Regions from separate parts of the Homo sapiens genome. Here region 1 is linked to region 2. The links are chromatin loops, found by intact Hi-C in ENCODE. Cell type or tissue: PC-3. All regions are shown on one strand. Region 1 has its middle 220 kb from the start of MIR4422. Region 2 has its middle 59 kb from the start of MIR4422.

Region 1 (4,000 bases), 160 kb after region 2:
ACAAAATGTGTTATAGACTTAAAGAAATGTATATCCTTTGATCTAAATATTTTACCAAGAGAATTTTCTCCGAAATTTATGAGAGGTGTGGAAAAGATTTCTATATGAAGAATCTCATTATAGCCTGATTTAGAAGAATAAAAATATCTGGGGGAAAACTCCCAAAGCCTAACAATAAGAGAATGCTTTTATAAACTATGGTGCAATGACAGAATGTTACAGAATTATTTTCCTTGGCAAATGGTCACATATGTAAAGTATGATCATATTTACATAAAATTCACCTCTTTACAGACAGACACACACACAGAAAAGACATTGGAGAGAAATAAACTGACATGCTAACTGTGGTATTCTCTGGATTGTGGGACTACAGTTGTTTTTTATTTTTCTCTCTATTCTTTTCTGTGCTTTCTCTTATTTTTCTGAGGAATGTGTATTCACCTTTAGATTCAGAAAAGAAACTTAAAATATTGATTAAACTAATGCTGTCTAGCAAAAAACATAACTTTATTATTACGAACAAGTGAGTAATGTAAATGGCTGTTATTAATACTAATGACAATTATTCAGTACTTAATATGTAATAATATATCAATATTATTACAATGATTTAAAAAGTAATAATTGAGTATTTATTATATATAAGGATTTAGTTAATAGTAAGGATTATAATCATTCTTGTTGTATAGATGACAAAGCTGAGACCCCTGATGAATAAGTGGCTTGCTCAAAGTCCGAGAGCTTTAACTGGTGGAACCAGGGCTTGAACTAGGTTTGCTTGACACTAAGGCCCCTGTTTTTCACCACCGAAGTTCAGGTGAATTCTCTTCTGGACAGCATGAGATATCTCGTGGGACAGCCCTTCAAAGTGAGTCTACCTCATAAGACAACATGGGTCACAGCCTGGGGCCTGCTAGAAGCTCAGCCCAACATTATTTGATAGAATCAGTTAGTTGTCAAAGCATCAACTTGAAAAGAGAATTCAATTTTCCCTAAAGTTGAGGAAAACAGGCTTTCTTCCCTATTTCCTTCAGTGAAAACAGGGAAAACACACACAAGAGAGTTCGAGTGCTAGATGCTGACCTTTTTCTAAACAAAGCTTCTGTTATCCATTTTCTCTGTCTTCCTACCTGACCCAAACCTCTTCAGATGGATGCAGTTTTCTTCTTTAAAAATATTAGTATCTTCAAGCAGGTTACAATCAAGGCCTCCGAGTCTAGGTGCCTTCCTACCTCCTTCCAGTGGCTGTGATGCTCCATGAAGTGTTTATATTTAACTCATGGAGAGCAACCTTATTTTTCTAGTTTTTTTTTTTTTTTTTTCCTGAGACAGAGTCTCGCTCTGTTGCCCAGGCTGGATTGTGGTGGTGTGATCTCGGCTCACTGCAACCTCCACCTCCTGGGTTCAAGCAGTTCTCTGCCTCAGCCTCCCAAGTAGCTGGGATTATAGGCACCTGCCACCATGCCCGGCTAATTTTTGTGTTTTTAGTAGAGATGGGGTTTTACCATCTTGGCCATTCTGGTCTTGAATTCCTGACCTTGTGTTCCACCTGCCTCAGCCTCCCAAAGTGCAGGGATTACAGGCGTGAGCCACTGCACCTGGCCTTTTTCTAGTTCTTAAGAAAGAGTGGTGTGTGGCCTGAGTCACTTCGGTCTCTAAGACCTGTGGTCTCCTACCACACCTTGCAGAGTTGTGGTAAGGATTAGTGATAGCATGCCGAAAGCATATTATTCTGTAGACTCCATGAAGGCAGGATAAAGCCAGCCTTGTCCCCAGATGTATCTCCATTTCTTAGCACAGTGCCCTGCATGCAGCAGGTACTCAGCACATCTGTGATAAGTAGGAATGTGAATGAATAAACATAGCACATTACCAGGGAGACAGTAGGTACTCAACAAACCCTAGCCATGATACACTATTACCCTGCTGCTCTCTGGCCCTTAGTCTATGCATCTGTATTAACAAGGGCTTGGACTAGTTGGTCTCTAGGGTACTCTCCAGCTCTGACATTCTATGCCTGAATCCAAATACTCCAGAAGCAACCTGGGGCTCAGGGAGGAAAGATGATCTTCTCAGCATGTGCACAGAATTATTTGGCGTGTTCTCCATGTGAGACGAAGAGCCTGTGTACCGTCCTGAGGCTCATTCTGCCCTCTTCAACACACCATCTGGACCTCTCCACTTGGCAGTTTGCAACATCTGTCAGAAGTGCTTGGTGCCAGGATGACTCTTGCTGCAAGCATGTCCTTGGAAAGCTCTGGAAATAGGGAGCCTGCCGGGAGTTTATGTAACATGCTGAGTGGCCAGAGGACTGTGCGCAAAGGGCTCTGATCCCATAGCGGGTCAGCCTGCTATGACCACTCAGGGTGACTCAACTGATTGTCACATGCAACTTACAAACTGCTGACGACAGAGAGCACTGTGGTGAAAGGGACAGGAAATTCTGCCTCTGCTTTATATACTTTTTGGTGGTTATTCCCCTTTTTATTCTAAAAAGGAAGGATTTGAGATTGCTGACTCAAATACAAAGAATATAAAAAATAAATTAGAAAATCAGAATGAAAGGTGTAGGGGAGAAAATATTTCTTTCCCAACCTATTGCAAGGTTTATGACTGATATCCCAATGACAAAGACAGATTAACAAGAGAAAAGCGTAACTTATTTGTTTAATATAGTTTTACATGACTGAGGAGTCTTTGGAAATGAAGGCCCAAAGATCCAGGGAAAGCTGCATATTTTTATGGACAGACATAATAGAAGCTTGATTGAAGGACAGAAGGGTATCATCCAATGGTGCAAAATTAGGGGGAACTTAGCAAGGTTTATTTGTTCAGATTCTTCTTGGCCTCTGGATATAGGGCAGGACACTTCTGGAATGAGGGTCTTGTGACCTACGTTTAGGGGAGGTAGGTCAGAGAATTCTTTTGTGGCCTGCTTCAGGATAGAAAGGCCAGAGAAAGTCAGAGAGACCGTCCCACTTTTATAGTTTTCTTAATTTCCTCCAGCTTAAAGTCCTCCGTGTGTCAAGATGCCATATTTTGGGGTATTATATTGTGAGCCCTGACAAGGGAAAAGACTTGCTGGGGGTCTCTTCTACTTGCCTCTTCAGACCTACTCCACCTGCCGTCCTGCTGTCTGCCCTGGGGCACTGACCATGTGGCTTATATCTGGATTTTTACTGGCTTTGGCCATGGGGCGCACCAGCAGGAGATCAGAGGGAGGAGGGGAGTGAGGTCCTGAAGTCACTTTGGGCAGGCTGTGTCCTTCCCTAGAGGACACAAATCCTCTCAAATTGACCTTCTCAGTAAGACTCTTTCTTTCTAGACAGGTAATTGCTCTGTCTCCTGGGACTAGTGGTGAAGCTCCACTGTTATTGGCCCCTGGATAGTGCACTGTCTGTTGTACTTCCCCTATCTCCTGCCCACAGCTCTGTAAATAGCCCCGTTTTAAATAAACCTTTCTTGAATTATCTTAAATTGAGTGTTCCCTCTGTTTCCTGTTAGGACTTGACTGATACATAAGGATAGAAAATACAAGAGGGAACCAGAAATAATGCTCATGGATGAGATACAAATTGTAGTGCCCTGTACATGTGCCAAAAAAAAGATGTGAGTGTGTGCTATCCGTTTGACTTGAGCTTCCTAGTGACCAAAGCAACAGAACCATAGGAGGAGGTCTCCAGTCATCATTTCTTACCACCAGAGTCTAAGGGACCTTACTACATAAAACTCTGTCACTCCCATTATCTTGTGGGTTAAACTGTGTCCCCCAAAATGATAAGCTCAAGTCTTAGCCACTAGTACCTATGAATATGATCTTATTTGGAAACAGGGTCTTTGCAGATGAGACCACCTTAAGATGAACTGATAGCAAAGTGGTGTGGGCCCCTAATCCAATGACTGGTGCCCTTAATGAAGAGAGAAATGTAGACACACAGAAACATACTAGGAGGATGCCATGTGAAGATGGAGGCAGAGGCTGGAGTAATGCCCAACT
Region 2 (4,000 bases):
GTTTGTATTTATATAAGTGCTTAGTATAGTGCCTGGCACAAAGCTCAATAAACAGTAGCTATTGTTACTGAATATAATCAAGTGTTTCTTAATTTTCACATGTTATATGGACTTTTAGATTAATTCCACTGTCATCAGAGAACATATTGCAGATAGTTTGACAAGTGCTGAAACAAGGGAAATACAGGTTAATATGGGTGGAAATAACAGGAACACCTGACATTTAGGCAGGCTGCCTGCAGAATGATTGTAAGCATAAAACTGAAGGATAAGTGGGATATTCTGCCAGAGAAGGTGTGTAGGTAGGCGTGTGTGTGTTGGCCAGAGTAGTGGCTGAAGGACTTCAGCCTCATGGGGGAGGCCCATATGTGTAATTTAGTAGGTTCAGTGTATTTTAGTAAATGTTATGATGAAGGGAAGCTTGGGAATTTGGGGAGCACATCAAAGCCTAATGGATCTGCTTCATGAAGTTATGGGTATATAATGCTAAACAATATGTCCCAATGATTAAGCATGTGGATCTCAGACTTGGATTTGAATCCTCTTCTGCCTCTTAATAATCATTTTTCCTCGGACAAGACACTAACCTTCTCTAAGTCTCAGTTTTCTCATCTATACAATGGGGTTAAAAATCCCTGCCTTGTGCAATCAGTATGAAGTCATCTGAGATCATGTATGCCAAGCAATTAGCACAAGACAGGTATCAGGGCTCTGTTAGTGGGAATGGGTACGGGTTTTTACAACGTCACCTGGCCCACCATGGGAATGTCTGCTGCTACAGAACACCCAGGAAGCAGAAGGTGGAGAGGGAAGTAGACAAGAATATCCAGGAACCTTCCAGAAGGAGCCTATGGGCACAGCACACTGTGGCCATGGTAGACCCCATCAAGCTTGTGATTGCAGAAAAGCTGCATGTGTGGAGCATCAGTTTCAGAGGATTTGGACCCTTTTCCCAGCTCCGCATAGACTCATTCAATGAACTTGGACTTCCTGGGTCTCCATTTCCCTAAGTGAAAAATGCAAAGGGAATTTTCAAGGTAAATTGGATTCCTACCTCTCTCTCTCTCTCATGCATGGAGAATTAGATTAAGAAGAATTCAGAAGCTTTGTCCACATTCAATAGAATGGAGCATTCAGATGACTCTGGGGTTGGCAGTGAGTTGCAAGGGAACAGTAGCCATGGACTTCACATCTCTGGCTCATCAGTTGGCCCCTAACGCTTGCCGTGTGCTTATTTTGTATCAGATACCACGTTAAGTGCCTTACGTGAGTCACCTCATTTAACTCTCTTAGTAGCCCTATAAGGCAGGAACTATTATTATTCTAATTTTACAAATGAGGAATCTGTCACGGAGAGGTTAAGTAATTTGCCTTATGTCCCATAGTTGTTAGTTGTGGCCAATGTCTTTTCCAGCTCTTATAGTCTACCTAGATTGGAAGCTCTCTTTGAGGAGGAGCCTTATCATATTTATTTTTGAGTCCCCAAGGCCTAGAAGGCTTTCAGACTGTGTTTACTGCTTTGCTGAAGTCAGTGGTTTTAACTGTAAATCAAAGGTCCAAAACATAGAATCACTTGGTGAGCTTAGAAAGTGGCTCACGCAGACCAGGTGCAGTGGCTCATGCCTGTATTCCCAGCACTTTGGGAGGCCGAGGCAGTTGGATCACCTGAGGTCAGGAGTTCAAGACCAGCCTGGCCAACATGGTGAAACCCCATCTCTACTAAAAATACAAAATTAGCTGGGCGTGGTGGCAGGTGCCTGTAATCCCAGCTACTTGGGAGGTTGAGGCAGGAGAATCACTTGAACCTGGGAGGTGGAGGTTACAGTGAGCTGAGACCATGCCATTGCATGCCAACCTGGGTAACAAGAGTGAAACTCCATCTCAAAAAAAAAAAAAAAATGCAGTTCGCACGCCTGGGCTAGTCTCAGATCAGTTGTATCCCACGCTTTGTGTGTCTAATGGAGAACCATGGAGCTAAATATTCTGATTATTATTATTATTTTTTGAGACAGAACTTTGCTTTGTTGCCCAGGCTGGAGTGCAGTGGTGCAATCATAGCTCACTGCAGCCTCAAACTCTTGTGCTCAAGAGATCCTCCCACCTCAACCTCCCAAGTAGCTGGGACTACAGGCATGCACCATCATTTCCAGCTAATTTTTTGTTTTTAATTTTTAGAGACGGAGTCTTGCTATGTTGCCCAGGCTGGTCTCAAGCTCCTGGCCTCAAATGATCCTCCAACCTTGGCCTCCCAAAGGAGTGTTACAAGCGTGAACACCTGGACAATATTCTGATCCTTTACCAACTGCTAGCCCTTCTCCCCTCTTTCTGCTTCTTGGCACTGGGGGGTGCTGTTGGATAGTTTAAAAAGTAGTATTTCTTCCACTCCTGGTTTTTTTTTTTTTTTTTTTTTAAATTTGTCTTGTGTATTTCGTCTCAAAAACTTGGTGGAGAGTTGATGAAATGGACAACAGCCTGAACTAGCCTTCCTGTGGCTCTCTTCAGAATGTTAACCATTGGCGTTTAGGCAGGCAGATATAGAAAGTTTCTGGTGACTCTGCAGTTTAATTCCTTTTTCAGCCTTCCTCCAGGAGCAGTTTATCTTTGTTCAGGAGGACGATGTTTATAAGGAATTATGTGAGGTGTGGCAGGCTAAATAATGAACCTCCAAAGATGTTCATGTCCTAACCCCCACAAACCTGTGAATCTGTCACCTCACTTTGCAGGAGGGACCTTGCAGATGTGATTAAGGTAAGGATCTTGAGATAGGAAGATTATCCTGGTGGACCCTATGTAATCACAAGGGTGCTTAAATACTGGAAGGGGAAGGCAGAAGGTTAGGGTAAGAGAAGGAGAGTTGAGAATAAACGGAAGAGTCAGAGTCAGAGAGTTGTGAAAATGCCCCACTGCTGGCTTTGAAGATGGAAGAAGGGGCTGCCAGTCATGGAATTAAGGCAGCCTGTAGAGCTGGAAGTGGGTTTTCCTCTAGAACTTCCAAAAGGAAGGAGGCTCTGCTGATGCCTCAATTTTAGCCCAGTGAAACCCATTTTGGACTTCTGACCTACAGAATAGTAATATAGTAAATTCGCATTGTTTTAAGAGACTATGTGGTAATTTTAATTTTCATCTTTACAAAGATCCCCAAAATTACAAGAATAAAATTGTTACCCTCGATTTAACAAATGAGGAAAGAAAGACCTAGATTTTGAGTTACTTTCTCGGTGGCACTGAAAACTCAAGGCAGGGTGGTGACAAGGCCCCAGGTTTCCTGATTTCTGCTTTGTTCTCTTCACTAGGGCATAGAGGGCAACATGTCATAACAGGCAGAACTCCTTGGAAGTTGTCTAGCTCAGGGATGGTAAACAGGTTTTATTTGCTTCATGTGCCAACTCTGGACTATTGGTGGCACTGTACTGTGTCCTGCTTACCGGAAAAGGGTGCTGTGATTGATTAGCAATGTCTGCATGGGCTTTGGATGGGTAAGTCTCCCATGGCAACATGTGTGTCATGCATTTGCTGTACCTCAACTAATCCAACCCTCTCATTTAACCAACTAAGAATGGAATCCCAGAGAGGGGAATTGACTTATTCAAAATTATACAATGAACTAGAGACAGAGCTGGGATAATGGTTTTTCTCACTTACTGTCCAGCTCCCAGGGTCACCAATCAGATTTAAAGATTCCAACTTCCTTTTTCTTACCTTAGCAGGACTTCCATTGCTTAAATGGAAACCATTGAGGCAGCCTGGAACATTTATAACCATAGCCTTTCATCTCATCTATGATGCTGTGTAGTATTAAACAAGTTGACTGGTTTTTCTTTGTGCTTACAGATTAATCTGTTTCCACTAGATGTCTTCCCCTATCTCAAGGAGACTGGACAGTTCAAGCATTGTGAAGTTCCCTAACTAGATGTTGCCTAGGAAATGGCCGCCGAGAAAGTTGCAATGAAACACCTTGGCATTGAATGTATAGAGACCTTGACAGGCTGCTTGAGTTGGT

What was found. Hi-C counts contacts between places; a loop is a spot of excess contacts. Peaks named below come from ENCODE experiments on the same cell type or tissue, not always from the same donor. Only the 100,000 strongest peaks of a DNase experiment are listed, where the experiment ranks them.
Region 1: a loop joins it to region 2, with 3 times the contacts of the local background. A loop is called at or near these places in 2 of 110 quality-filtered maps.

Annotation. Positions count from the first base shown.
Region 1 is chr1:55,441,447-55,445,446 of GRCh38, forward strand. No RefSeq gene overlaps it. Among named protein-coding and RNA genes, the nearest start is that of MIR4422, 220 kb to the left of the region's middle. In PC-3, a CTCF peak has its summit at 2,439; a DNase peak (open chromatin) is centred at 2,315; H3K27ac peaks cover 2,417 bases.
Region 2 is chr1:55,282,625-55,286,624 of GRCh38, forward strand. No RefSeq gene overlaps it. Among named protein-coding and RNA genes, the nearest start is that of MIR4422, 59 kb to the left of the region's middle. In PC-3, CTCF peaks have their summits at 2,349 (motif pointing right), 2,550 and 3,379; a DNase peak (open chromatin) is centred at 2,347.